Linked DNA regions of Mus musculus: all the other regions are linked to region 3. Evidence: chromatin loops called from intact Hi-C (ENCODE). Cell type or tissue: left cerebral cortex. All regions are shown on one strand. Links, peaks and the distances in the headings refer to the core of each region. The heading gives the core; the rest is flanking DNA.

Region 1 (9,983 bases), core at 279-8,278, 340 kb before region 3:
ACAAAGTGAGTTCCAGGACAGCCAGAGCTATACAGAGAAACCCTGTCTCGGAAAAACCAAAAAAATAAAAAAAAAAAAAAAAGGTAAATGGGCTGGAGAGATGGCTCACTGACTGCTCTTCTGGAGGTCCTGAGTTCAAATCCCAGCCACCACATGGTGGCTCACAACCATCCGTAATGAGATCTGACACTCTTCTGGAGTGTCTGAAGACAGCTACAGTGTACTTATATATAATAAATAATTCTTTTAAAAAAATGGTAAATATTTTCCCTTCATTTAAATACAGGGTCCTGAAATTAACTATGTACCACCATGCCTAGCTTGTATCTCTCATATAGGGGGAAAATTACCAATCAACACTGAAAACATTCAACAGCTTATGCACATACCAATACAGTATTATTCCCATATATTCCAAGCAGCTTTGACTTGGCACCTTCAACTTATTTGTGAGACATACTGTCCTGTAGCTTCTACTTCCAAGTCTACAGGATATTCCACAACCCCTTAAAAAGAATTGACCTTAGTGCCTGCCATCATGCCATGCCATGATGCCAAGTTTTATATTGGCTTTGACAGCTGCAGCTCATACAACATCACACAGCCAAAGAAACATTCTTTAAATGTACAATAAAGCACAATACTAAGTACGAGTTCCTTCTTTTTATTAACGCATACACAACTACTTGTCTTCTGGTTTGTTGAAGCAGTAAGTCAGACAACACTTGCCACAGTAATGCCTGTCAAAGTGGCTTCCCATGAAAACTCCAGCACCACATTCATCAGAAGGACACTCTCGACGAAGTCGGCTAATTTTGCCATTTTCATCCACCTGCAAAACAAGAATTTACTGTAAGATGATTTCACAAAACATATTCTGAAACCTGATTTAAGTGACTCAAGCTATTGATCTCACAGTACCAATTTTTAGTGGTTTAAGTCAGTTCTCCAAATTAAAAATCCTGTTTCCAATTCTATAAACTCACTTAAATATCAAAGGGGAGTTCACTTTCAACTCCAAAAGTACTTCCAAAAGTTAGTTGCTCAGATCTTATTCCAAGTGGAACCCATGTTTTGCTAACACCACACTTACCTTATAGTATTTCAGCACAGCCAACTTAACCTTCTTCCTCTTATGCTTGTTCTTCTTGGGAGTGGTGTAAGACTTCTTCTTCCTTTTCTTAGCACCACCCCGAAGTCTCAACACCAGATGAAGGGTGGACTCCTGTTAGTGGAAGATGAAACAGCAGCACTGTAGCATCAACAAGTCTAACTCCAGCCTGTCAAAAAGTTGGGTGGTGTTGGGCCTGTCACTCCAGCACTAGGAATTTTAAGGAGGCTCAGGAATCCAGTTCAAGTTGGCCCTGAGCTACAGGAGACTGCTCTCTACAAAAAGGGTCAACCAACCATCGCATATTTTAAAATCATGGAACAGCTACAGTGCTCAGCAAGTGTTAGTGGATTCAATATCATCCCTTTTTCTGCATGTTTTCCCTCAAACAAACCTTTTGAATGTTGTAGTCAGACAAAGTCCGGCCATCTTCCAGCTGCTTACCAGCAAAGATCAGCCTCTGCTGATCAGGAGGAATTCCTATTAGAGGAAAAAATACTGGGCTTAATAGAACAAGGTACATTCCCCATTGTTGTGAATCAAATGATTGCTAACAGTGGTCACAGACTTAGATGCAACTTTTTCCAAGAGTAAAAGCCCTGGAACTTTCTCTGTAACCAGGCTGCCTCTACCTCCTTAGTGTTGAGATTAAAGTGTGGACTGGGCCATTGCCCAGCCTGAGCATTTTATCGTCTTTGTGACTCAGTAAACAGTTCTAGATTAACTTTTAAAAGATTTGTCCTGCAGAGTTTCCAGTTAATCAGATAGCCTGACACTAATGTCAGGAATATTTTACTTTCAAAAGCATCTAAATTTATTAATCTGTTTTCTACCTTAAGAACAAACGTGTCTAGGTCACACAAGCCAGTCATTTTTCTAGTGACAAACTTTACTTGCCTTCCTTATCCTGGATCTTGGCCTTTACATTTTCTATAGTGTCCGAGGGTTCAACCTGCCAAGTTTTGATATATGTAGTTAATATACGGTTACATAGTAAGTCATTAACTGCTAGCTTTATACAAAACGAGCAAGGAGGAGGTGAGCTAAAGGTAATCAATTAAGATGACACCGCGTGCAAACTACCCAGAGTGCTACAATCCAAATTAGTCCCCATACCAGGGCGAGCGACGGCGGGGGAAGCACAGGAACGCGTCTGCCCGGAGAAAAGCGTCTCCCATCACCTACCCTACATTTCGCCACTCGGGATAAAGCAGGCTAAACCGTACCACACCGAAAACCAAACGTTGTTTTTGCTAAGCACCATAATCTCAGCTCAAAGCCAAGTTTCACAACTCAAAACTCAGAAACCCGCCCTCAAACACTAAGGGCCTCAGTCAGGCCTTGGCTTCCTCAACGGCAAGGTGGCCCGTACCTCGAGCGTGATGGTTTTCCCCGTAAGGGTCTTCACAAAGATCTGCATCGTGGCGGCGGCTCCACCTGCATTCGAAAAGAGACGGATTAGATCCGACGACACCCGTGAGAGCGACGCGTAGCGCCACTAGCCAGAGCGCGGCCACAGAGCATACACTCACCCACGATGGCGGATCGGAAAGGAAGATCCGAGCGTGGCCGACGGGGTCTCCTGGCCGAAGGACCCGCCCCTTAGGCGGCCACACACGTGCCTGCGCGCTGCAGCGGAATCGCGGCTGTCTAACGCAGTGCCAGATTTGCTCGTTCGCTCGGTTTCTTTACGCTCTTTTCTCGGTTTACCTCAGAATGGCCTCGAAATGATGTGCTCAACTAAAAAAAATGCCTCAAAAGGCTTTCTTATACAGCCGATGCGATTAAGAGAGGCTTTCCTTTAAAGGGGGCTTGTGAAACATAAGAGAGAGGTAAAACAAGTCTATCTGGGAATTGTAGTTTTACACTGCTTTCTTCTTGTTAGAACTACTTGTCCCAGGATGCATTTCCACACTTCCCGGATACCTGATTACACTGTCTAAGCTGTGGAGTGAGGGTTAGGAGAGAGTCAGGTGAGGACTCAGGGGATGAGGCACTATGATTTGCGCGTGGGTGGGGACTCTCTGGAAATGCCCCGGAGGGAAGGCTTAAGGGCTAGAAAGGCATTTGGGGGCTGAAGGTGTCTGTCACACCGTAGTGAGCTAGCCACATCTAAGGTATAGTCGAAGTCTTTCTAAGTGCAGGTTTCTGCCCCTCCCGGTAGTCCCTTCCGCTACCCTTCATCCGATCGGAAGAAGCTTTTGAGCGTCACGCGCCTCCCTAGTATGAAACGGTTAAATGTATTGGAATTTTCATCTTTTCACGTTTTAAAAAACATACGATAAGAAAATCTGCAGAATGTTTAGTTTTCGACTATAAGTTTAAATGTGGAGCGTGTCCATCCTGGAGAAAATAGGAGCATGTGCCCTCGGGGAAACTTGAAGCTGTTAAAAGCTGGTGCCTTCTCTCAGTCCCTTCTCCACCTCACAAACCCAGTGCCCTTTCTAATGCACCCTCTCAATGTCTTTTCACCCTATCCGTAAGCGTAGGCGTGCTCCGTTTTCTTACAACGAGGATCCGTAACTCCCTAATAATCTCTGTTTGCTCTTTCCTCATTTTAATATACTAGCTCTGCTGCCTCCAAATTACACATTTTGAAAAGTAAAAATGTAGGGCTAGGAGATGACACAGTAGCTAATATTCGATATGCAGAACCCTGGGTTGGAACTCAAGCACCCACTTTTTAAAAAGGTTGGTGTGCTTGGTGGAGTCTGTGACATGGTAGGCCAGCAGAGACAGGAGACTCCCTGGACCTCATTGGCCAGCAGGTTCAATGAGAGATGGGGGCCGACGACCCTACACCCACACATGACATACATATTTCTTAAAATAAGATGGGGCTTCCAGATGGCTCCATCAGTAAAGAAAATTTACATCTGCTCTAGATCTGATCAACCTTGAGATTCAATTGGTGGAGAAAACCAACTCTAGCAAGTTGCCCTCAGACTTTCACAGCGCTCCCTACCCCCGAACTAACGAAGTGCAATAAAAATTTAAAAATAAAAGGTAGACTGATTAAGAAGACCCACACACACACTCAATATAACGTGATCCTCCTGTCTCCACACATGTACCCACACGAATGTGAACATAAACAGAAAAGCAAAAAGTGATGGTGTTATTCCACATCATTCAAATATTTTACTTTGGGGTTAAAGGTTATCTGAGCATGTGTGAGGCCCTAGAATTGATATCCAACACTACAGAGAATAAAATGTGTTGCTTCAAGTAGGAACAAGGGCATAACATAAAAAGATAGCTTTGTCAGAATAAAAGCCCCTAAAAGGATATTAATAGGACACCAAAGGAGGAACTTGGGTTTCTGCCACTACTACTCCGATGTGTGCCCCAGTGACTGTGCCCTTCCCCTGTCTTTGACTATTTGCAATTACATCATCTGTGTCTTACCAAATTTTAAGCTCCAAGGAGCCAGGACCTTATTTTACTTATTGCTGAATCTCTAGCAGTAAAATATTAAATAGACATCCAATAGTGATTGAACTAATGAGTAAAACAAATTGATTTTATATTTGAGAACACTTTAGGGCAGTGATATGGCTCCAAGAGCTAATGCACTTGCTGCCAAGACTGCTGATCCAGTTGCTGGAACCTCCATGGAGGAGGAAGAGGAACGGGCTTCCATAAATTGTCCTCTGACCTCTATGTGTGTACCGTGACAAGCATGTGCCCACACACAGACACTAAGTGATTGTTTTTGTAAAATTGGCACTTTAAGCATACATTGCTTATGGCTTTGCTCAGACTACTTTATGTCCTCTTGTAAATTATGTCCTCTTGACTTTTTGTTATCCAACTCATCAAAATTATTGTGGTGTCTCCCTTATTTTTTTTTTATTTTTAGTTTATTTATTTATTTGAGACAGGACCGTACTATGTAGTCTTGGCTAGCCAGGATCTCACTATGTAGACCAACTTGGCCTTGAACCCACAGACGATCAGCTGTTTCCCTCTCAAGTGATGGGATTAAAGACATGCACCACTATGGAGACTGGTGTCCTGATTCATGTCTGTGGTATTTGAAGCTCAATACATTAGTTTAGATAACTGGTTATATAGCTATATTGCCAATATATCATAAAGTTAACTGAAACACTTATTCAACACATCATTATTTATAGTAGTAAAAGTTCAATAACTAATTGGGATGATTAAATAATTAATGGAATCTCATGCCATGAAAAACTATGCAATACTATCATTAGAGCTCTTTAGAATAAATAAATAAACATTGTTTTTTGACACAGAATCTAACTGTGTAGCCCTAGCTGGTCTGGATTTTACTATGTAGACCAAATTGGCCTTGAACTCATAAAGATCCAACTGTTTCTGCCTCCCAAGTGCTAAGATTAAAGATGTGTCCCAAAAAAAATTTAAAAAAAAGGTGTGTCCCACCACAGCAGTAGCTTAAAATTTTTCTTTTTTGATAGCTTCATATATTTAGTGAGTTTTAGTCTTTTTCACTATCACCCTGTCTCATCCTAACTCCTCCTACTGAAACCCTTCTTCCCAACAAGGCCCTTTCTGCCTGTGTATGTGTGTGTGTGAGTGTGTATGTCTCTGTGTGTGTGCATGGGCTTTGCCTGTGCTTATGTCTGGTGTATCACTTGCATGCCTGGTGCCAGTGGAAGCCAGAAGAAACCATCAGTTTGCTGGAACTGAAGTTACAGATGGTTGTAAGTCACTATGTAGGTGCTGGAATCAAATCCAGATTCAATAAAAAATTAACCAGTGCTTTTAACTGGGACCATCTCTCCAGCCCTAGAAGTCAAGTTTTGTTGTTATTGGAATTGATCTGTTTATTTAAGCATGTGGTGTGTTTTTGTCATATGGGAAGTGAAGGCAGGAAGGTGAGTTATTCAAGGTCATTCTCAGCTACTTAGGAAGTTAGGGTTGCCACAAAGCCTGTCTTTAAACAACAATTTAAAACAATTCAAAACTCAACTAACTATGGTCATTGTTTGATAGATCAATGTCACAGGCACTGAGGTAGAGAAGTATTTGACCTTGTTTGTATCAGCAAGAAGCATACACAGTCATTCCTCACATGAAAAAAGAAACCTTTTGGGAGAGCAAAGTCTCAGCTACTTTCCATTTCACACACCTTAAAATAATTAAAATGTGATATAAAATTTTAAACAGAGGGCTGGAGTATTTCTCAGTGGTACATAGCTTACTTACCATGTTCTAGAGACTGATTTTATCCCCAGTGTTCTGAAATACATGGTGGGTTTGTTTTTAAGTGTTGAATTGAAACCTAAGAAGCTATCATTTAAGTGATACACATGAGAGGAGTCAGCTTGGTTTCCAAAGGAAAGGGGGTTTTCTATGCTTGATCAGCATTCTGGCAGGGTTTCTTGTGTGGAGGTCAGAGGACAGCTTTGTGGAGTTCGGTTTTTCTTTTCCCACCTTTGTTTTGGTCTCTAACTCAGGTCTTCAGGCTTTTGCCCGCAAGTACATTATCTGTTGTGCCCTAAAGGAGGAGTTCTTTGGTTTTTTGTTTTGTTTGTTTGTTTGTTTGTTTGGTTTGGTTTGTTTTTCAAGATGGGGGTTTTTCTGGCTGTCCTGGAACTCACTCTGTAGACCAGGCTAGCCTCGAACTCAGAAATCCTCCTGCCTCTGCCTCCCAGGTGCTGAGATTAAAGGCATGTGCCACCACTGCCCAACAGGGAGGAGTTCTTTTTTTTTTTTCCAATTTGCCAAGCTGTGACTGTTTATTAACTGACCAGATTACAAAAATACCATGGCTGACACCTTAGTTCATCCGTCTAATAAGCCTGTTTATCTGGTCTTCCCTGTTGCCAGCATCTCCGTCTTCTACAAAGTGAGTTATCTTTTTCTTCATTCCACCTCGTGGGGAAGATAATTTGAAGGGCCACAGGAAGTTATTTGCTTTCTTGAAGCATTTCCCAATTGTATAGATCGCATGAATTAGATCCTCCATGCAGATGATGCCAAACTTACCAGGAGATAGCGCAATCAAGGAATTATCTTTTTTTTTTTTTTTTTTTTTTTTCCGAGACAGGGTTTCTCTGTATAGCCCTGGCTGTCTGGGCTGTCCTGGAACTCACTTTGTAGACCAGGCTGGCCTTGAACTCAAAAATCTGCCTGCCTCTGCCTCCCAAGTGCTGGAATCAAAGGCGTGCACCACCACTGCCCGGCTAGGAATTATCTTTCAAGGCAATCCGCTTCTTGTTGATTTTTGCCGTAGCCTCGCTTGTAGATGAGTTCGTTTATTGACTTCAGGTTAGGGTTGCCTCATGCAATATACGATTCCACAATCCCCAGCATGTTAATTGAAGCCTTTTTGAGCTTAACAAAGGTGCCATTGAAGAGCTGTCAAAGACAAAGAAGCTGCAATACCTTGCGGACCTTTGAGCTTACTCCATTGATACCTCGGATTCTGATGACAAAGGCCAGTTTTGGTTCTCTGGGCACATAGAAGTTCCCAGATTCCTTGCCATCCTGGCCATCCGAATCTCAGTCCAGTACATCTATCTGCCTGTACTCCTTGTGATAGTGCTGTGCCTTCTCGTAGATGAGCTTCCTCCTTGCCTTTCGAAGTGTCTTCAGGGCAAACTTCTTCCTCAGGCGCTTCACCTTCAACTCTGTGAAATTCCTTCGCTTTTTCTTACGGGTTTCTGGCACAGTGGCAACCTTCTTTTTCTTCTCTGGAACAGCCTCCGTGGTTCCAGCCAGAAAAGGAGAGAGAGAGAGAGAGAGAGAGAGAGAGAGAGAGAGAGAGAGAGAGAGAGAGAGAGAGAGAGGGAGGGAGAGGGAGAGCAGGGAGGAGTTCTTTTTTTTTAAGATTTATTTATTATTATATCTAAGTACACTGTAGCTGTCTTCAGATGCACCAGAAGAGGGCATCAGATCTCATTACGGATGGTTGTTAGCCACCATGTGGTTGCTGGGATTTGAACTCAGGACCTTCGGAAGAGCAGTAGGTGCTCTTAACCACTGAGCCATCTCTCCAGCCCCAGGGAGGAGTTCTTAATTGACATTTCATTTGTATTCTGTAGTCTAGCATGAATGGACATTTTAAGTCATTGACTGGAATATTTATCTCAATAACAGATCTCTTAATTTTCCTTTTGACACATACGTATTTTTAAATTGACTTTTGACTTAAAAGGTTTACACCTACACATTAACTGACTATCATGTTTTCTTTCAGGCTCACTAAAGCTTTGGCTTTATGGCAAAAGAAGGTCAAGGTTTAATTTTTCTCCGGTGAACAAGCTTACAGATTAAGATTTATGTCCGTCCAAGAAGTAAACACACATGCAGTTCTCCCTCCTATCGTTAGTAGAAATGACAAGGAGTTTTTGGAAAGCATACAAAGATACATAACTACAGAAACCAAAAGAGTGGGTTGCAAAGAGGAAGGACCTGCTGATGAATATTACACCATATACCGAAACGTTTTCGACAAGGTACCATGATGCTCTTGAGTAGGGCATGTTTCAAGAGGCTCTTTGTTACCTAGCTTAACTACCACCTCAGTAATGCTACTTGCCTGCCTGGCCACTGCTTTCTGAATGCTAGTTTGGGGAAATTCACCCATTTTTGTTAAACCAGGATGAAGAGGGAAAGCTCAAGTGCAGAATTTACATTTCCTGATGACTAGTTAGGCTAGTTAGAGTCAATTATTTTAGTTTAGCAAGTAGTATTTTTTCCCCCAATAACTGGTTTGTACCCTCTGGTAATCATTTCTAACGTTTCAAGTGAAGGTGCTAATTTGCTAGAATTTGCATTATGAACAAGAACTAGTATTTTATGTTCTGGGTTTGTTTGTGGTATCAGTAAAATCTTGGTTTAGATATGATATGGCATGGTAAATTGAGACCTCTTGAGCCAAGTGCTATGCCACATGCCAGTCATCCCAGCTGGTAGGGAGGCTGAAGATGGGGAATCCTACACAGCCAGGAGTTGGCAGCCACCATGGACAACATTATGACATAAAATCAGTGAATGAATCAATGAATGGAATTTCATCTAAACAGTTTGAGCCCTTTTAGAGTGCTAGATATGGTGGTATTCCTTTGCAGCTTCCACTTTAATGCTTTTCTGTATATTCTAAATGGTATCCATCGGTGTTCTGCTGAGACCTGGTTCTTGTAGCACACTGGCATGATCATTGTTCATGGAGTTACTGTAGTCGTATTGACTACCCATTCATGTACCTGAGTTGGGTTATTAGAGCACACAACAGGAACACGTGAGCTAAAAGATGAACATGTATCAGATACTTAGTGTGGAAAGCTTTTCATTATGAAAGGGTCCTCTTTGAGGTAGACGGGGTGTGGCTATGGCAAAAAAATTAAAAAGAGCACTGTATTCCTCAGCTGCCTTTTCCTGGTACTTGCTGCAGATTAATGACCTCTCTAGATCACTTGTGATAAAAATGGATGTCTTCCTGGATAACTTTCTTTCGATACTATTTAGCTAAACAAACAAACAAACAAAACCACTTGTAGGGGATAACACACCCAAGAAAAGTAGCAGAGAAAAACAAGCATAATTTCAGATTTCAGAGAAAATTTTGGATCGATTACTTTTATTCCCTATACATCATCAATATTTAAAAAACAAAGTTTTTGTTTTGTTTCATAACCTATTTAAATTTTTTGATAATTTTTGTGTAGACCTAGTATTATATCAGTGATGGATATACAAGATTAAGAAAAAACAGCCCTAATAAAGGGGCATGTGCTGTGGAGCCACCTCCACCACTCCCTGCTCCTCCCCTGCTTCATGGAAAGTAGCCTTTCTGAGCGCATTTAGGTTTTTTTGTTAACCTTTCTTTCTTTTTTCTTCTCCACCCCCCCCCCAAGACAGGGTTTCTCTGTGT
Region 2 (9,983 bases), core at 1,013-9,012, 76 kb before region 3:
CTTTCCAGCACTTCCAAAACTTCCTCTTTTAGAGGTGAAGCCCCCACCTGGAAAGGAACAAGGGGATTGATTTATTACCCTAGAGAGCTGAAGCTTCCCAAGAGCACAGAAAGGATCAGCTTTAGAGGAAAGAACAGTGTCTACATCATGTGTCAAAGTAACAAAAACAGCAAGGGCATCATGAGGGTGCTCAGCCACTCTGTCAGTATCTATGACATTCCTACTTGCTGTCAAATGTGGTACTGAATGCCAGCATATAATCCTTTGGTATTAGAGCTAATATTCAGAATTCAGATATAATGGACTAAAATGAAAAGAACTGGCCACTTTCCCATTGTTACTCAGGGTCATTTATTCCTCACTCTTGGCAACATAGAGTCTAACAGAGACTTATCCATTAAATAGTCCAATGCAAAGCTGGGAGAGTATATTAACCAGGCACATTTTAATTTCAGTTTGCAGAGAGACTGGCCACATAATGGCAATAGGATCCTTCATAGGTGTATAATGAGAAATGTAACAGTACCTGCTTGTTGCCAGAACTTGATATGCTTAATCCCAACTGTCACCAACTTGTCAGCATGCTGTGGATTACACTTTACCACAAATATTTTGTCTTTGTGTCCCCTGTAAGACACACACAGGGAAAAATAATGTCTAGTTTGGATGAAAGTGTTGTTAGAGTTATATTAAAACCATGTATTTAGTTTAATTTTCATTAAGGGTATCTAATAGGATAAGTAAGCAACCAAAAAAATGTTTAAAACATGTAAGAGTCTTCTATAAAATAATAGCACTGGGGCGGAGGACATGTTTGGGACTGTTCTCTTTTACGTAATTATTTCCACATTTATCTGCTTAGTTATAAGTAAAAAGAAGCTGAAGTCTCCATAAGAGAAAATTAATGACACCACTATAGGATTGGATGTAATTCTGAGATAGTGAGACCTTGGGCAGGAGAAATAGAAGAAATGGACAATCTATTTAAGATATTTCATCTTAAGCTGATCTTTGACTGAAAATGTATTCACTATAAATTGGAGTCCCTGACACACACACAGCCATCAAAGAGAATGGATGTCATCTGCTGATTCAGATCACCGTAGGATGCTCATCAATGCAATAGTTACATTTACTTCCAGGTAAGATGTGTCCACTGGTGTTATAATAGCATGAGTGTTTTGGAGGTAACCAAGAGCTTTCTCTCTGTATGTGAGTCAGACTCCACAGGAGGGAATGCATGCCTTGTACTGTAAACCTGCTCCAAAGCCTGTAGCTGGAGAAGCCATAGGCCATAAAGGGGAAGGAACTGCTGTTTTGCTAAGTGGACATGATGTCTCTTGTCAAATTGCCTTTTGAGTATGTTTATGCTCATAGTTTAGCGCTACTGTCAGCTTGGGTCATGAGAATTTCTTTTGTTGTTCTTGGAGGTTATCACAGAGCTTTATAACTGGCCAAAATCCTGAGAATAAGTGACTGCTGAATACTCAGCTCTATATGGGACATATGTATCACACCTCCAAGTCAAGAAAGGTAGGAAACTGTGTTAAGAGCTGCAGGAAAGGGTACTGGGAACACTGTCTTCCAGGCACTCCTATATTTTCAGCATCTGTCATTACCTGTATAAGGCCTACATTAGGGCCCATCAGCACTCCATCATGGAGGGAGGAGGGGCTTAAGAGGCCCTACCTCTGTGCATTTATAGGCAACTAATGATTGCTTGTAGAGAGAGACATCTTCAGTAGGGGTAGTCACTGGTAAATTCCCCATGTTTCTTAAATAATCCCTCATCCATGCTGCTGTAAATTACTCTAATACACACACACTACACAGACACACACACACACCACGAAAACAGAAGCTGACTAGTTGGAAACAAATTGGAGGGGAACAGGAGAGGATAATGAGGAGTGAATATAATCAAAACACATTACCTACATGTAGGAAAATATTATAGTGAAGCCCACTATTACATAAAACTAATATGCTACCACAAAGCTTAAAAATAAAATAGGTGTACCAATAATTTTTTTAAGAGTTAAAATAAATTTAGTTTTATAATCAGAGACAGACAGATACACATACATCTAAAAATCCCATTTGTAAATAGCTGGCTGAAATCATTCATGAAATTAGCAGTGATCCAAATCGAGTGGCTCAGTCTCAGTGGAGATCTTCTGAGACCCCTATTTGATCGTTCTAAATGTCTTTATTCCCTGAGCGGATAATGAAGGTCAACCCCAACAGTGCAGTGGAGAGGGCACATGTAGGCACTGGGCATCAGCAGCAATGCCTTTGATGTCATCACTATGCGTGTGCACCCCACCCCCAAGGGGGACATTCCCAAACCTGGTGACCACACTGTTGAAGAGCAACTGTCTGCCAGAAGCAAGGCTGTGGTTAGAAACACTGTGGTTCAAAGCAACACTGGCAACAACTTAAGACTCAGCAGGGCAAAGTTAGGAGTGGCATATAGCCCCGCTGCAGGAATTATTTGGCAGAAGCTGAGAGAGGTACTGCAAGCCAGGAAAGGGTCACTTCACACAGCACTTAGGGCCATTCTACAATTTTTTACTTAACTAGTTGGTTATTTATATATTTGTGCAAATAACATAAATATTATATAAACATATTTATCCAGTATTTAAAAAATCTAGTATTCTCCCATAGAGATTCACTGATTCCTGACCTTCCACTGGGGAAAGAATACTAATTAATGCCACTGTCACAAGAAATGCTCTTTTAGGGCAATACTTTCTGCAGATTTCTTGTCTTTGGAATGAACATAGTCTTGGGAACAATTTCAAACACAAACTGTCACTAACATGATGGAATTAGCTTGCTTTGTGCTAATTAGACAGAAGTGATATTCTCCACAGCCTATAAAAATAGATTTAATAGTAGGAAGTATCCTTGTATTTCTCATAGTGTCTCCGACATGTGGTTGTGAGCCACCCGCAGCTGCAGAGGGGTGGCCTTGAGTTTTCATTGCTGACATGGGCTTTTTTTGGAGATAATATGTGCATGCAGAGAATACCTTATCAGGAATACTAAACTAAAATTCAGTTTTCAGGCCCTAGAGGGAGTAGAACTAGAATGAGGGATGAGAGAGAGAGAGAGAGAGAGAGAGAGAGAGAGAGAGAGAGAGAGAGAAGCAGGCAGGTGGAGCTGTGTTACTGCTGCCAAGAATTGCCTTTTGACAGCCATCGCAGAACAGCTCTTTTTCTAAGGTCAGCTGCAGTCGTCAAGACTCCAGCCACAACTCTGTTCCATCTCCAGCAGTTTGTAGATCTTCATTCATTACAATCAATTACTGTAATCTTTTGATCCCATGTAACACCGTAGTAGACAGTATTTATTCAAAAAGCAAATATTAGAGTCCAAGGCCATTAACATTGATATTGCAACACAGACAGGATATTGGCAATGTAGGTCATAGCTCACAGAGAGGGTATGAAACTGTGCCTGGGCAACAAGCTAACTTCCCGGACTGTGGCTATCAGTGGTCCTGACCTCTGACCGGGCCTTGCACTTGGCCGAGCTAGCTGTGAGTTGAGACATGTTCAGACTTAGTGCTGAGAAGGCAGAAAGAGAAGCTGGGGTAAGGGAGGACAGATGGGCTATAAACCGCAGTTGGTCTTGAGAGCCTATTTATAGAGTGTGGAGATTAGGGAAACAATTTGCCTGCTCTGAAACTGAGCAGCAGATGCACTCGATAGGGCTTCATTTCCAGCAGACCACAACCTCATGACAAATGGACGTTCTGACTCCAGTGACATTGACAATCCTTCCCAGCTGCTAAGAGAGAGAAACAAGAGATGAGGTACACATTTTTCTGTTGCTGGGGGGAAAAAAGCTTTCATAGAGATAATGGAAGCATTACAGAAAGAAAGAGATGATGAAGAGCTTCTTGGGAGGACATTCTAGAATGTTCTAATTTCTCACCACCCACATTTAAAGCAGTCTTGGCACTGTGAAAGGGAGCAGTATGTGTTCACTAGTATGTTAAGTTTCTATGTGAATTTCATCTGACTTTGAAGATGAACTCCAAGCAGAAAATGGAAAGTGTTGACCTTCCCCAAGGGGAGCTATGGTCAGGGTTTCCTGACCATTCTGCGATTCTTACCTGGTTGTGGCTATCTTTTCTCCCTTTTTCCAGTCCCAAAACACAACACTGTGAAAATCGTCTAAACCAACCGACACGAGACATTTTCCGTCAGCTGTATGAAAACAACACAAATGTCAAACAGGCCATTTCTCTGGTGAAAACCTGAAGCATTTTATATACTGCAAAGAGGAACAAGAAATTCTGCAATACTCTTTAGGCTCAAATACATTTGACACAGAGTAAACTGTGAGTAACGATAGGAAAGGTTCTGAATTCACACCCTGGCGAGTGAGGTCAGCTACCCACCGGACTTCCAACGGGAGACAGTTGATGGGGCCTCTCAAAGAAGCAACCTGAGCCTTTGTGACAGACAAATCTTAGGGAATGTACTGGAAGCGAGTAAATTTAGCTGTGTGACTCTGAAATGTGTGTGTGTGTGTGACTGTGAGAATCTGGCTATTTTCAACTCTAAACATTCTAAAAAGCCAAACCTTGGTTTAATTCTCAAGCTATGGCATTACAGAAATAAAGTGCACCTTCAGCTGTTCTTACAAAGGAAACGACCTCACAACTGAAAGGTTTTTATTTCTTATTTCTCCAATTCAAAGGAAATGTGTTTACTATAGACATTTAGAAAATATTGATGAAGAAAATTTTAAGCAGAGAAAATGGCTCATTACTGAAGAGCTTGCCTGACAGGTATATGGCCCTGTGTTTGAGCCTAAAAATGACACACATACAAAATTACATAATTGTACACACATGTACATGCACACACATGCGCATGGACACATACATACATCTGTTCTTCCAAATCTCTTGTAGTCCCACATTTGATGTCAACCTACTTGTCTTTTTCTCCACACGAATCCCTTTTGAGAAACAAAAGCAAAGCCACACTGACCAAACTATCCGCTAATCTTTTCTTACCTATTGTATTGTATTGTGAAATATTATTATTAATAACACTATCATAATATAACTTTATCATTAAATATTGTATTGCTAATAATTGCTACAATTTTGACATTTAGGCTGTTTTTATGTTCTAAATGTAGTTAATATAAATAAAATTAGAAATGAATATAGTTAATATTCATTTCTTCTTCAGGATGGAAGAGGAGGCACAATCAATAAGCATTTCCTTAGTGTCTCCTTGCAAGGCTGGATTCAAAGGAACGGTGTCACAGGGCCGCACCCACTTCCTCCCACCACTGTGCAGTTGCTAGGAGATGGGTGATTCAGTGTCTTCTGCATCAGTTAATCAGGGACAGACCCCAAACTAGGGTAAGGGAGAGGAAGGTTTATGAAAGTAGAATTTCAGAGAAGCAATGAAAAATATCTAATATGTCTCATGCAGTCTCTGAATCGGCTTTGCATATTTACATTTATATTGCAAGGACTTACATCAAAAAAATTCTTATCAAAACTTCAAATCTACTTGAGCCTCTTGAATTTTTACATGCTCAATCTTTGGCAACCCAAATTCAAGTGCCAACCAGTGTCCAAAGTTTGAGTGGCTTTATTTGTGCAGATGGGAATGCTTGTTCTAAGCAAATGAGAATGATACTCTGTTCCCACTCGTCTGGATGCAGGGTAAGGAAAAGTGGAATTCACCTTAACAATGTGGATATTCCCACCTCAGCCACCAGGGAGATCTGCTGCAAGGTTTTAAAGATGCAAGGTGAATATATTACCTGAAGGCATTGACAATGTGCTAAAGGACTAATCACTATACACCAGTAATTCATGCCCTTACTCTTAGAGCTTTAATTTTGGAGCAGACACCTCCTATTCTCTACCCACTCCATCATTCTTTCCTTATTTCTTGGTGTCTGAGCTAATGAACCCCAGTATTTGGCAATTTTATTTTATTTTTGGTGTTTTTTTCCTCTCCCTTCAGATGATCAATTCTTTTAAGGTGCAGAGTAAGCACATACTGTTTTGTAACCCGACACCGAGCTGTGTTTGGATCCATGTTGGTGTCTGGTGAAGGAGAATGGGGATGATAAAGATGTATCTATGGGCAGTCCAAAGAGAAAGAGAGGGACTGTACTGTTATATGACTCCGTTTAAACACTATCAGTGTCTTAGAAAACAGTGCAGAAATATGCATCAAGTCATGCCAAAGCTTAGGCTGTCAAGAGTGCTGTCTTGATATGTCAATATGACCTGGGCATGTGAGATTTGAAGTGTCAATTTTTACAATTCCCATCTTCTGAAGAAGCTCTGAATGTAGACAGATAGATTTGGGGGGGGGAGGTCCTGGGGGCTCTTTTTTAGAGTTTCTCTGAGCTCCCCATCTCACTCTCACAGTTATGTGACCTCTCTATCACAACAATAGTATATGCTTTTTTGGGATGGGAGTTTTCTTGAGAACTGCAGAGAAATAGTATTTAGAAATAAAATTGGGATCTTTTCATTTTCCCCCCAGTTTCCATTTTCCCTGTAGAGACTTGACCTTACCTTTGAAAATCTGTTGTTTATAGTCCCTTGTGAGATGGTTCTTTTCTCCTATTCTTATAGTCTAAGTCCTTTTCAGTCTTTATAGGCTCAGTGTGAATTAATTATGGATGGTTGTGACATAGTCTAAAAATAGTTCTAAGGCAGATAATGTCAACAGTAAAGGGCAAATTAGAAAAAGAAAAAAAAAAACTTATTCAGACAATTAGAAGTCAGTTTTCCTATTCAGGACTCATTGAAGGCACACAGGTTTCCTTAGCAGCCAATATCTGATGTGCTCTAGAAATCAGCACCATTCCGTGAAGCTTTAAACACTATGTGGCTGACATTTAAGACAGAAAGTATTTATTAAGCTGAACGTTTCCTAATTGATTTTTCTCTGCCACATGGAAGCAATTTCATTGCACTGTCACGAAACAAAAATGGTTCCCATTCTCTCTAGGAGTGATAATAAATTTAAAGAGGGGGCTCTGGCAGTAAAGGTCTTGCCACTAAGCCTTGAAACCCAAGTTCCACCCTAGGACTTACACAGTGAAAGTAGAGAACTGACTCCCAATAATTGTTCTTTGACCTCCACATGTGTGTCATGGAATACACATGAGGACACAAACAACTGTAATCTAAAGAGTGCTGCTCAGTTGAATGAGAAAATGTAAATGCGTTCCTTGCCAATGTCTACAGACACGTCTTTGTTTCCTTTAGAGCAGCAGTGAGAGTACACTGATTTATCTCCCATTGTATAACTTTTTATGTGTTGTCTTGTTTTCACTCTGGCCTGCTCTATCTGCCCACCACAGCTTGTTTTTTTAATAAAATGAAAAGTACTATTGGCAGGTTCCCATGAGACCCCTACAAGGAGAGACAGGTTATGTGGGGCACATAGCTGGGGCCACCAATCACATTACTCATTGTGCCATGAGTCCACCTAGTGGCTCCGGTCACCCGTTCACATCATGTCAGCACCCTGGTTACATGGCAGGAGAGGGGCAGCTCAACAGCTGTGTGAAGCAAGCCACCTGCTTTGCAGACACTTTTCTCTTTTGCTACTTCCAGTTAGCCAGACACTCCGAGCCAGGCTTTCTGCTCAGGGGAGCCTGATCCATTTTGTGGCCTCTTGGTACCACTTGCCTCTCCACATTTAAACTGGAGGATGGGAGGGGCAGCTGCAGTTATTGGTGGGTGTAGGGAGGAGGGAGTAAGCAAGCACACAGGGTGCTACCCTGGATGCTACGCAGGTGGTCCACAATTGTCATTTCACTAGTGAAAAGTAGGGACAGAACTAAAGACCAAGAATGGAGTATTCCCAAGAGACCTGCCAGGAGACCTGAGTTCTTGTGGGATGTCACCAACCTACCTAGTTCTTACTGAAGCAGAACAGAGGCTCAGCCTACACTTACATCATTATAACACTGTACTAGCCATAGAAATTGACCCCCAGATTTTCCATGTAAGAACCACAGGGATCAATCAGTTTTCCTATTCTTCGGGAGGCAACCATTTGTGGTGCTGAACCACTCATAACAGATCCCAGTGAAAATTCCTAAATAGTCCTCAGGTGTTCTCTAAAGCCACCAATTACATTCCTCCCTAGCCACTTACAGACCAACACTGTACTTAACTTCAAAGACAAAATGCAATTTCCCAGGGTTCTTCTTTAGTGGTTGTTATCTGGGAAATGGGGACAGTTAAAACGAAGTACTTCACACCCTAGAACTCATAGAACAAGTTGTCTTGGAAACATAAAGTGGGTTGGTATGAGAACAAGAATCATAACAGTTATGTAACAAAAGGGCTTCAACTCCTCTATTCTTGTGACTGTTCTAAAAGAAACAAAGGCATTTCTTGAAACATGGGCAGGGGATGAAGATCATTGACAGAATCATCTTCCATACTTCCCCCTAAAGAGTCTGGTTTCCTTACCCCATAATGGCAGTAGAACAATTATTAAATTCTAGTTGTATTACTGTTTCCTTTATATGCTAGCATACATTTCATATTTTCATAGGAAACTGGTTGTAGACATTATCTTTACCTTATTTTTGTCCAACTTGAGCGATACTAATAGTTTACATGATTGATAATTTAAGGTATAAATTTTATAAAACACTGTAAAACTGCTTGCTACACTTACTGAATCAATCTTCAATGTCACCAAAACCAAAGACATATGGGATTCTCCCACTCCTCTGAACGTCTAAGCTTTACTAGACTATCATACACTATGTTAATAAGGGCATTGCTAACCTTCTAAAGCAGTTACTTATGTTTCTCCCATGGAAATCAGTGTGAATGTTTCTCACAAGGAAAAGAAAATCTAGAAGTTTATCTATGAGCTATAATCCTCCTTTGCCTTTACCCGACTCAGAGACACCTGCATACCTCATGTTTACTGCAGTTCCATGCACAGCAGTTATGGTACTAGCCTAGGCGTCCAGGAACAAAGGGAAGGATAAGAAAACTGGGGTTTATAAATGCCATGCAAATTTTCAGCAATAATGAAGAATGTCTACAGGAAAATGCATGGAACTGGATATTATCATAGATAGCAAATTAAATCAATTGCAAAAAGACAAATATTTGGTTTTTCTCCAGGAAAATGCATGGAACTGGATATTATCATAGACAGCAAATTAAATCAATTGCAAAAAGACGAATATTTGGTTTTTCTCCTTTGTGGTTCTTAGAGTTTACAGACATATTCATGTATTTATATGTTATAATATGTATTAAATGGAAAATGAAGTAAAATTGTCTAGGGGAACAAAGAGATGGACCTAAAAGGCGAGGATGAGAAATAGGGCAGGGAGAATATATTTAGTATATAATATTTATTATATGTAATATGTAAGAAAAATTTTAAAATAAAGTGTTTAAATTATTATAAAGCAATATATGCTTACGTAGCTGTGGGTAAAGTCAATTTTAAGACAAAGGTGGTTCAGCACTTGAGTAGTCGGCTATGGGTAAAAAAGAAAAAAAAATGAGGATATTCATAGGAGTCTGAGAAAGAGCAATACAGGAACTAACAATTTCATTTCTTTTAGATCTTGCTATTTTGTCAAGGATGCGGGGCACGCATTTTAAATCTGCACAAAACTCTTCCGGAAGCCCAAGGCTTTGCATGCATTGTGAACTGAGGTGTAAGCTGAACATACAACAGGCAGGTGTGCTGTTGAGTGGTCTCTCATTGTACTGTATGCCTCCTCTTGTCACACAAGTCTACTGGCTTAATAATAAACTATTCACCATTGTTTCTACTAGTTCAATAATTGCAGGAACTAGTGAAAAACTTTTAGAAATGCCATAGCAATTCATATTCGTGTGGTTTGTAGTATGTGACAATCTGAAATTTAATAAAAGAAAATACTGCCTTATCTTGGAGTTGCTAAGAAAACAGACAATTTTCTCCCAA
Region 3 (9,983 bases), core at 1,018-9,017:
AGAGACACAGACTAGGGGCATGGTGCCATACCATTTACAAGTATAGGGGTATCTGAGGCAGATCTCAGCTTTTCAGGATGGTGTCACTTTTGACAAACCAAAAACTACAAATAGCATCATGTCAGCATTGTGTACTATTGCATGACTCCCTTTTCATATTTAAAATACCTTGACCCTTATTTTACTTGATTTTTTAAAAGCTGTTATGTCACATTATGCTGACAGAGAGAAACTTATTGCTGAGGCAGCAGATCATTTAACGAATGAAGACAAATTCTGACCTCTTAATTATTTTAAGAGTCATTTGGCAATGAAACCAAGACAAATGGCTTTCACCGTAGATGACTGGGAAGACTCTAAAGTGTCTAAACTATTTCACTGAGTTGTCTAAGGTTTTCTTCATGGGAAGAGTAATGAGGTCTGGGGATGCAGCTTAATGACAGAGGTCTTGCCTAGTGTGTGAGGCTCTGGGTTCAATCTGCAGCACTAAAAGTGGTAACAGTGAATGAATTTGAAGGTATTAACACTAATCAGCTAGTTTAAAGTTAAGGTGAAGGGTGGATTTAGTATGGATTCCCCCCCCAGGTGAGAAATCTTCATGAATCATTTCATGTATGTGTATGTATGTGTATGTATATGTGTATGTGTATGCTTATGTGTATGTGTATACAACTGTTTGAAGTCTAACTGTAAAGCAAAGGGCAGAAACAGAGAGATGTGTGGCCTTAACCCATTCAGTACATCATCCACATTACATCAATCCATATTACATCATCCCTCATTACATCATCTCAGAGCCCCATATAGCAATACTCACACTATGTGCTCCTTGAATAGTGCGGACTAAGGTGAGCCCTTTCCAGACATAGATGTCACCGTTTAAAGCACCAGAGTAAGTGATGTCTTCTTTGGCACATGCAAGGCAAAGGATAGTCTGAAGATCTCCTGTTTTGCCAAATATGCCTCTTTTTGCAGTCAGGGCATTTCCACATAGTGTCCAAAACTAGGAAATAATAAAATAAATATATGCTGAAATAGAGTACTCTATATTCATTCCATTATTAGTATTTTCAGTAATTTTACAGAATATACTTTATCTGAACTGAACATAAATAAATTGTTTCTCTGTGTCATTAGAGAAACACAAAAACCCCTGCATACTCTAGAAGCATAAGAAAAACTCACAACGATATTTTTTAACTTTAAAAGCTCCAAAATTTCAAAATGTTAATGTTTAATGGCATTTAAATGACCCCAGTGTTCACAGAATAGAACTGGTCTTTTATCAAATGAATATAGATTGCAGAAAAGTTCAGAAATGTAGATAAGTATAAAGAGAAAGCCACATCTACAGCACATGCCTGTAATCTTAGCACTTGGGAGGCAGCGGAAGGAGGAACATTGCACACGGGAGGCTAGCCTGGTCTACATAGCAACTTCCAGGCTATCCAGAACTACTTAATAAGACCATACATAGAAAATGTGATGTGATATGATATGGAGTAGTGTGTGTGTGTGTGTGTGTGTGTGTGTGTATACATTAATGTACTACATAAAGAAAAAATGGCTAGGAATAACTTCATATTAGCATAACACATATCACCTAGCCATTTTAAAGTATGTACATATATTTTACAAAATGCTTTCTAGGCTGGTTGGTGGAGTTGGTTAGAGCATAGTGGCAATAAAAATAATTCCTTTTTAACCAAAATATTATAGTTTGCTTTTTTTTTCTTTTTTTACTATAGAATTGCTGACATATATTTCTAAATACAAGTGATACGTCACAAAGGCACACAATCACCCAGGCTTCTCCATTTTGTTTGCACAGATCTTTTGGAAGATGGCAAGCTTAAAGCTTGGACGATTTGTAGATGGCAGCAGGGACACCACCATAGTTATACAGAAATCCAGTATTTTTCCTTGATGTAGTTCCTAATGTATGAGCTGGTGTAACTCTGGTGCCACTACCTAGGCCCCACAGTCTCCAAATGCCTTCTACATCTGTGTTTAATCTCACAACACCCTGGAGCACAGGTTCAGTCAGATTCTGCTACTCTTTCATATGCAAATGTAGATGAGTAAGCAGAAGTACTTTTCTAAAGACACGGATTCTATAAGAAACCAGAGAAACCTGGGTCACTGCTTTGAGAACCGCAACTAAAAATGAGGGTGTGCGGAAACAACAATCAAGGCTTTTGTGACAACATACTCAGATTATACTCAAGAGGCGGGGCCAGTGAGCAGCTATAGGAAGCCAAGTTACAGTACTTGAAATGAACAGGAATGGCATAGTGGGCAAGAAATTACATCTCACCCAGGAGAGCAAGATTAGATGACTCTAAGGGGCAAGGATGTATGGAAGGAAAAATCAGAGGCAATCCTAATATTTTGTGCCTGCAGGAGAGGAAAGATGGTGGTCCTCTCAGAGTATGGTGATGGAAAAGCTTTGGGCAGAAGCACTGCTCTGCAGACCCACTTCAGAGATGAGAGCATGCATTCATTCAACTATTTGAAACAGTGGTGAATTCTGGAAGTAAGAGCCTCCATAGTTTGGGGGCAAGAGTGAGAAAGTAAGTCTTGAGGAGAGTATCTACTCACTCACTAGAACATGAACATATGCAAGGAAAGGAAAAAAGTAAGCAATGCTTGTTATCCTGGAAGAACTTACAAAGTATAAAAGAGAAGAGTTTGATATCATCCACTAATTTTACTCAGAGACAACAATTTAATGTTTAATGATATTTTCTAAACAAATATATATTTTAAAAATTTAGGGGGCAATGGTGAGGAAAGAGTTTGATCCAGTACATCTCTTCAGAGTTGGTGATGAACTGTTGATGCAGGCTCACCAATCTCTACTGCTACTGCTAAAGGTAAGAATGCCTTTTTAATATCTGTCTGGGGAGGGAGGGCAGGCAGCTCATGGAGCTTAAGAGCTGGGATAAGAGGTATATTATAAACTCAGAAAGACAAAGTACACATTTTCTCTCATATGTGGAACTAGATTTAGTATGTTATATTTGTATATGTATACCGATGAGTCATGAGACTGGAAAGGTGGTCATAAGTGGGAGGAGAGGTTAGGGAGGGAGAGTAAAATAGTGTGGTGGCACTTCCTGATGTGTAACATAAGAGCAGGAAAGGGAATTGGGCAGCCAGCAGGGCAAGAAGGTGCCACAGTGGGGATGGCTTTGCAGGAAGGAAGGAATTAGAACAAAGAACAATGACATGGTAACGCCATAATGAAAACCACTCCTCTGTAAAAACATCAGAGCCACAAGTAGACTAGACTGCCCCATGGGAAACACATTTTGAATATTTCCCAGTATCAGTAAGTAGCCATCTAAGTCATGACTTACAATGATCACACATAGCATCATAAGAATGTTGTGTATTTTACTTAACCATGGGGGTAGCTGGTTTCAGGTTTTCTTCACTTTGGCTTTGCTATTGGAATGTTACTCAGCAATGAATCAGTTCTTGGTTCACAGTCCTCATAAGCCACTTGGGAGAAACTCCACATTATGAAATTACTGGACTAGGGAGGATTGGCATTTCTAGAGCTATCAATAAATACTGCCAAATTTTTGGTCAGAAAGACTAAATTTACCCATCCACAGTAAAACTTAGAAGCAGCCCCTCACTGAGTCCGTGTCAGCATCAGATACAATGTAATAAGATCTTAATATATTCATTTTTTAAAAGTCCATATTCAATAAGATTTAGCATTTTCATGTATGTAATGGCCAAAGCTGTTTCTAGTTTTTGTTGGTTATCCACGTAGTCTAAGGTATGGATTTGTTTTTATATTCCATGAGTACATTAATATCTACTCTTTGTCCTTTATTCTTGCTTGCATATGGTTTTCCTCCTGAGAGAGCAAATCCACAGTACATGTTAATTTATATATCTGCATACCAATATTATCATTATAACTTCTTTCTGCCCTTACAGATGGAAGAGGACCTTTCCACAGCCTGAGAGTAATTATACATTTACTTAAATGTTTCTTGTAAAGAAAGAGTCCTCCAGGGCCTTTATTTTATAAAAGGTGACCTTATAGAAGGTTCTGTATGTTGAGGCAATGTACCACACTGCAGCTATCCAAAGACATCTTTCCAACAGTCTGACAGCGTTTTGCTGATAAACTTTCTAGTAAAGACAAAGGTGGAATGCACCCAGCTATGTAGCTGTTCTCTTGGTCTGGTTTGCTTCTGCCCTCTGGTGGCCTCTGCACAAATTGTAACTCTATAAAATAGGAACTAGGTGATTGTTTTTGTCTGTGTGGGGAAGAGGCTTTGAAAGCCTGCAGCTGCCCTAGTTCATAGGCTTTCCCCTGTGACCTCTCCTATCTTCCCCCCATGATGTCTTCTGATCTTTAAAAGCCTTCCCAACATGGAAGCAACCATTTTTTTTAACATCACCCAGGGAAACATCATACTTCTTTAGTTATCTATGTTTTCTTAAATATTTCACACTTTAATTGGCTTAGAATTTACTTTTGTGTATAGTATGAAGTAATATTACACTCCCGAATAGTTTTAGTACCCAGTGGTTAGAGATACTACCATATTCTAAACTGTTGGTTAGAGACACCACTGTGTCTAAACTGACACAAATCGTTTACTTTGTTGCTTCAAAATTTTTTATTTATATAATTTAAATTATAACTTCTAACATGCTTTAGGAAATAGTGCATATTCTTCATCCTAATGAGTTTTTATCCTGAAGTTTTTGGTTATTTTCACTGTCTTATTTATCCAGATTAATTTAGATAAGGGCTATGCTTCAGGATTGAAAAACAATGACAGTCAAGTGAAGTGCCTAGCAGCAGCTAGACAGGAAGTTTAGTTCATTTAGTACTAATCAGAAGTTGCCTGATATTTCTAAGATTCCATGTTTTAAAACAAAACCTGTACTGCAGAGCGTGGTGGCGCACACCTTTAATCCCAGCACTCCGGAGGCAGAGGCAGGAGGATCTCTGTGTTCCAGGCCAGCCTAGCCTACAAAGTGAGTTCCAGGACAGCCAGGGGTACACCTAGAAACCCTGCTTCAAAAAATTAAAAATAAAAATAAAAAGCAGGGTCTGGAGAGGTGACTCAGCAGTTAAGAGTCTGCTCTTCCAGAAGACCAGAGTGTTAGTCCCAGCAACCACATGGTGGCTCACAATTTTCTGTAACTCCAGTTCCAGGAGATTTGACACAGACACACATGCAGCCAAACACCAAAGCACATAAAATTAAAATGGAAAAAAAAATCAAACATACAAAAATCATCTGTATTAACACATTTATTTTTCATGCAAGAATGCAAGATACCGATCTTGGTCATGATCTTGGTGGAGGGCCCAAAGGTCCCCAGAGGTCTCTCCATGCTGCAGGTTCCCTAGCACACCAGGGATCTTGAGATCACTGGTGAGTGGAATGCAACATCAGTTCCAAAAAACTCAGAGGGTCTTGTGCTAGCAGGAACAGGGTCAAAGGACAAAGGCAGGCCCTAGCACACCCAGAATCTTGGGCTCACTGAGAACTACGCAGGGGAGCATGTGGGCCGTAGAAGCAACAGAGCTTCCTGGACAGGGTCCCTTTGGGCCTTCATCCTCAGACAGGAGACAGAGCTGAGACCCAGACCCCTGGAAACCTTCCCTGCCAGAGAAGAGTCAGCCTCCAGGGAGGGCTCTGACTCCAGGAATCAGGAGGTGGATCTGAGCTCATGACTTCTGTGCACCTTTCCTGCAGGAGGAGACCTTGCTCTGACCACTGGGACACAGGAGAGAGTTGGTCTCCTAGGAGTGCTGACAGAGGCTAAAGAATCACAGGAGGAACAAGCTCAAGCCAGAGACAGCTAGAACGTCTAGCACTAGAAATTACCAGATGGTGAAAGGCAAATGAAAGAATCTTACTAACAGAAACCAAGACCACTGGGCATCATAAGAACCCATTACACCCACCACAGTGAGTGTACTCACACCCGAAAAGCAAGATTCAGATCTAAAATCATATCTCATGATGCTGGCAGAGGATTTTTAGAAGGGCATTAATAACTCACTTAAAGAAATACAGGAGAACACTGATAAACAGGTAGAAGCCCTTAAAGAGGAAGCACAAAAACCCCTCAAGGAATTACAGGAAAACATTGCTAAACAGGTAGAAGACCATTAAGAGGAAACACAAAAATTCCTTAAAGAATTAAAGGAAAACACAACAAAACATGTGATGGAATTGAACAAAACCATCCAAGATCTAAAAACGGAAGTAGAAACAATGAAGAAAACCCAAAGGGAAACAACTCTAGAGATACAAACACTAGGAAAGAAATCAGGAACCATAGATGCAAGCATCAGCAACAGAATACAAGAGATGTAAGAGAGAATCTCAGATGCAGAAGATTCCATAGAGAACACGGACACAACAATCAAAGAAAATGCAAAATTCAAAAAGATCCTAACCCAAAACATCCAGGAAATCCAGGACACAATCCAGGACACAGAAGACTAAACCTATGGATAATAGGTATAGATGAGAATGAAGATTTTCAACTTAAAGGGCCAGTAAATATCTTCAACAAAATTATAGAAGAAAACTTCCCTAACTTAAAGAAAGAGATGCCCATGAACATACAAGAAGCCTACAGAATTCCAAATAGACTGGACCAGAAAAGAAATTCCTCCAGACAAATAGTAATCAGAACAACAAATGCACTAAATAAAGATAGAATATTAAAAGCAATAAGGGAAAAAGGTCAAGTAACATATAAAGGCAGACCTATTAGAATTACACCAGACTTCTCACCAGAGACTATGAAAGCCAGAAGATCCTGGACAGATGTTATACAGACACTAAGAGAACACAAATGCCAGCCCAGGCTACTATACCCCGCAAAACTCTCAATTACCATAGGTGGAGAAACCAAAGTATTCCATGACAAAACCAAATTCACACACTATCTTTCCATGAATTCAGCCCTTCAGAGGATAATAATGGGAAAACACCTACACAAGGATGGAAACTACACCCTAGAAAAATCAAGAAAGTAATCCTTCAACAAACCTAAAAGAAGACAGCCACAAGAATACAATCCCACTTTAACAACAAAAGTAACAGGAAGTAAAAATCACTTTTCTTTAATATCTCTTAATATCACTGGACTCAATTCCCAAATAAAAAGACATAGACTAACAGACTAGCCTCAAAAATAGGACCCAACTTTTTGCTGCTTTCAGGAAACCAAATTCAGGGAGAAAGGCAGACACTATCTCAGAGTGAAAGGCTGGAAAACAATTTTCCAAGCAAATGGTCCAAAGAAACAAGCTGGAGTAGCCATTCTAATATGGAATAAAATCCACTTCCAATCCAAAGTTATCAAAAAAGACAAGAAGGGGCAGTTCATACTCATCAAAGGTAAAATCTACCAAGATGAACTCTCAATTCTGAATATCTATGCTCCAAATGCAAAGGCATCCACATTCATTAAAGAAACTGTAGTAAAGCTCAAAGCACATATTGCACCTCACACAATAATAGTAGGAGACTTCAACACTGCACTCTCATCAATGACAAGATCCTGGACAGAAACTAACCTGAAACACATGGAAACTTACAGAAGTTATGAACAGAAACTAAACTGAAACACATGGAAACTAACAGAAGTTATGAAACAAATGGATTTAACAGATATCTACAGAACATTTAATCCTAAAACAAAAGGATATACCTTCTTCTCAGCACCTCATGGTACTTCCTCCAAAACTGACCATATAATTGGTCACAAAACAGGCCTCAACAGATACAAAAATATTGAAATTATCCTATGCATCCTATCAGATCACCATGGGCTACGGCTGATCTTCAATAACAACATAAATAATAGAAAGCCAACATTCACATGGAAACTGAGCAACACTCTACTCAATGATACTTTGTTCAAGGAAGAAATAAAGAAAGAAGTTAAAGACTTTTTAGAGGTTAATTAAAATGAAGCCACAACATGCCCAAACTTAAGGAACACAATGAAAGCATTCCTAAGAGGAAAACTCATAGCTCTGAGTGCCTCCAAAGAGAAACTGGAGAGAGCATACACTAGCCACTTGACAGCATACCTAAAAGCTCTAGAACAAAAGGAAGCAAATTCACCCAAGAGGAGTAGAAGGCAGGAAATAATCAAACTCAGGGCTGAAATCAACCAAGTGGAAACAAAAAGAACTATTCAAAAAATAAACCAAACCAGGAGCTGATACTTTGAGAAAATCAACAAGATAGATAAACCCTTAGCCAGAATAACTAGAGGGCACAGGGACAGTATCCTAATTAACAAAATCAGAAATGAAAAGGGAGACATAACAACAGAACCTGAGGAAATCCAAAACACCATCAGATCCTACTACAAAAGGCAATACTCAACGAAACTGGAAAACCTGGATAAAAATAGACAAATTTCTAGACAGATACCAGGTACCAAAGTTAAATCAGGATCAGATTAATGACCTAAACAGTCCCATATCCCCCAAAGAAATAGAAGCAGTCATTAATAGTCTCCCAACCAAAAAAAGCCCAGACCAGATGGGTTTAGTGCAGAATTCTATCAGACCTTCAAAGAATACCTAATTCTAGTTCTCCTCAAACTATTCCGCAAAATAGAAAAAGAAGGTACTGTACCCATTTCATTCTATGAAGCCACAATTGCTCTGATACGTAAACTACATGAAGACCCAACAAAGATAGAAAACTTCAGATCAATTTCCCTTATGAATATCAATGCAAAAATACTCAATAAAATTCTCATTAATCAAATCAAAGAACATATCAAAACAATCATCCATCATGATCAAGTAGGCTTCATTCCAGGGATGCAAAGATGGTTTAATATACAGAAATCCATCAACATAATCCACTATATAAACAAACTTGTGATGGTTTGTATATTCTTGGACCAGGCAGTGTCACCATTTGGAGGTGTGGCCTTGTTGGAATAGGTGTGACCTGGTTGGAGTAGGTGTGTCACTATGGGTGTGGGCTTAAGACTCTCACCCCAGTTGCCTGGAAGTCAGTCTTCCACTAGCAGCCTTTGGATGAAGACGTAGAACTCTCAGCTCTGCCTGCACCATGACAGCCTAGATGCTGCCATGCTCCTACCTTGACGATAATGGACTGAACCTCTGAACCTGTAAGCTAGCCCCAATTAAATGTTGTTTTTTATAAGACTTGCCTTGGTCATGGTGTCTGTTCACAGCAGTAAAACCCTAACTAAGACAAAACTCAAAGACAAAAACCAAATGATTCATCTCGTTAGATGCTGAGAAAGCATTTGACAAAATCCAACATCCATTCATGATAAAAGTCTTGGAATGATCAGGAATTCAAGACCCATATCTAAACATAATAAAAGCAATCTATAGCAAACCAGTAGCCAACATCAAACTAAATGGAGAGAAACTCAAAGAAATCCTACTAAAATCAGGGATTAGACAAGGCTGCTCACTTTCTCTCTACCTATTCAATATAGTACTTGAAGTCCTAACCAGAACAATTAGACAACAAAAGGAGGTCAAAGGGATAAAAATTGGAAAGGAAGAAGTAAAAATCTCACTATTTGCAGATGATATGATAGTATATATAAGTGATCCTAAAAATTCCACCAGAGAACTCCTAAGCCTGATAAACAGCTTCAATGAAGTAGCTGGATATAAAATTAACTCAAACAAATCAGTGGCCTTTCTGTACACAAAGGATAAACAGGCTGAGAAAGAAATTAGGGAAATAACACCCTTCATAATAGTCACAAATAATATAAAATAACTTGGTGTGACTGTAACTAAGGAAGTGAAAGATCTGTATGATAGGAACTTCAAGTCTCTGAAGAAAGAAATCAAAGAAGATCTCAGAAGATGAAAAGATCCCCAATGCTCATGGATTAGCAGGATCAATGCTCATGGATTAGCAGGATCAATATAGTAAAAATGGCTATTTTGCCAAAAGCAATCT

What was found. A loop is a pair of places that touch in the nucleus more often than their neighbours do. Peaks named below come from ENCODE experiments on the same cell type or tissue, not always from the same donor. Only the 100,000 strongest peaks of a DNase experiment are listed, where the experiment ranks them.
Region 1: a loop joins it to region 3, with 3 times the contacts of the local background. A loop is called at or near these places in 12 of 42 quality-filtered maps.
Region 2: it touches region 3 in a loop (2.7-fold over the local background); 2 of 42 quality-filtered maps call a loop at or near these places.

The regions. Positions count from the first base shown.
Region 1 is chr11:29,545,198-29,555,180 of GRCm38, forward strand. Rps27a (ribosomal protein S27A) reads right to left here and starts at 2,843. Exons shown (of 6, transcript NM_024277.2): 1 at 2,644-2,843; 2 at 2,484-2,548; 3 at 2,009-2,063; 4 at 1,506-1,591; 5 at 1,094-1,225; 6 at 645-832. The coding sequence starts at 2,531. The coding sequence ends at 683. It overlaps Clhc1 (clathrin heavy chain linker domain containing 1), which reads left to right and starts at 2,753. Exons shown (of 12, transcript NM_028504.1): 1 at 2,753-2,943; 2 at 8,307-8,565. The coding sequence starts at 8,389. It overlaps Mtif2 (mitochondrial translational initiation factor 2), which reads left to right. Exons shown (of 14, transcript NM_133767.3): 14 at 1-255. It also overlaps the pseudogene Gm12090. In left cerebral cortex, for the core only: CTCF peaks have their summits at 2,637 and 4,502; DNase peaks (open chromatin) are centred at 2,724, 3,016, 3,531 and 3,847; H3K4me3 peaks cover 2,078 bases; H3K27ac peaks cover 1,836 bases.
Region 2 is chr11:29,805,188-29,815,170 of GRCm38, forward strand. Eml6 (echinoderm microtubule associated protein like 6) reads right to left here. Exons shown (of 42, transcript NM_146016.2): 17 at 4,127-4,220; 18 at 527-627; 19 at 1-47. Gm39671 (a long non-coding RNA gene) reads left to right here and starts at 3,678. Exons shown (of 4, transcript XR_872328.3): 1 at 3,678-3,823; 2 at 9,616-9,735. In left cerebral cortex, for the core only: CTCF peaks have their summits at 5,772 and 7,505; DNase peaks (open chromatin) are centred at 2,957, 3,657, 3,892, 4,448 and 4 more places; H3K27ac peaks cover 5,107 bases.
Region 3 is chr11:29,881,141-29,891,123 of GRCm38, forward strand. It overlaps Eml6 (echinoderm microtubule associated protein like 6), which reads right to left. Exons shown (of 42, transcript NM_146016.2): 6 at 818-1,003. Among named protein-coding and RNA genes, the nearest start is that of Gm22588, 37 kb to the left of the region's middle. In left cerebral cortex, for the core only: a CTCF peak has its summit at 4,219 (motif pointing left); DNase peaks (open chromatin) are centred at 2,058 and 4,220.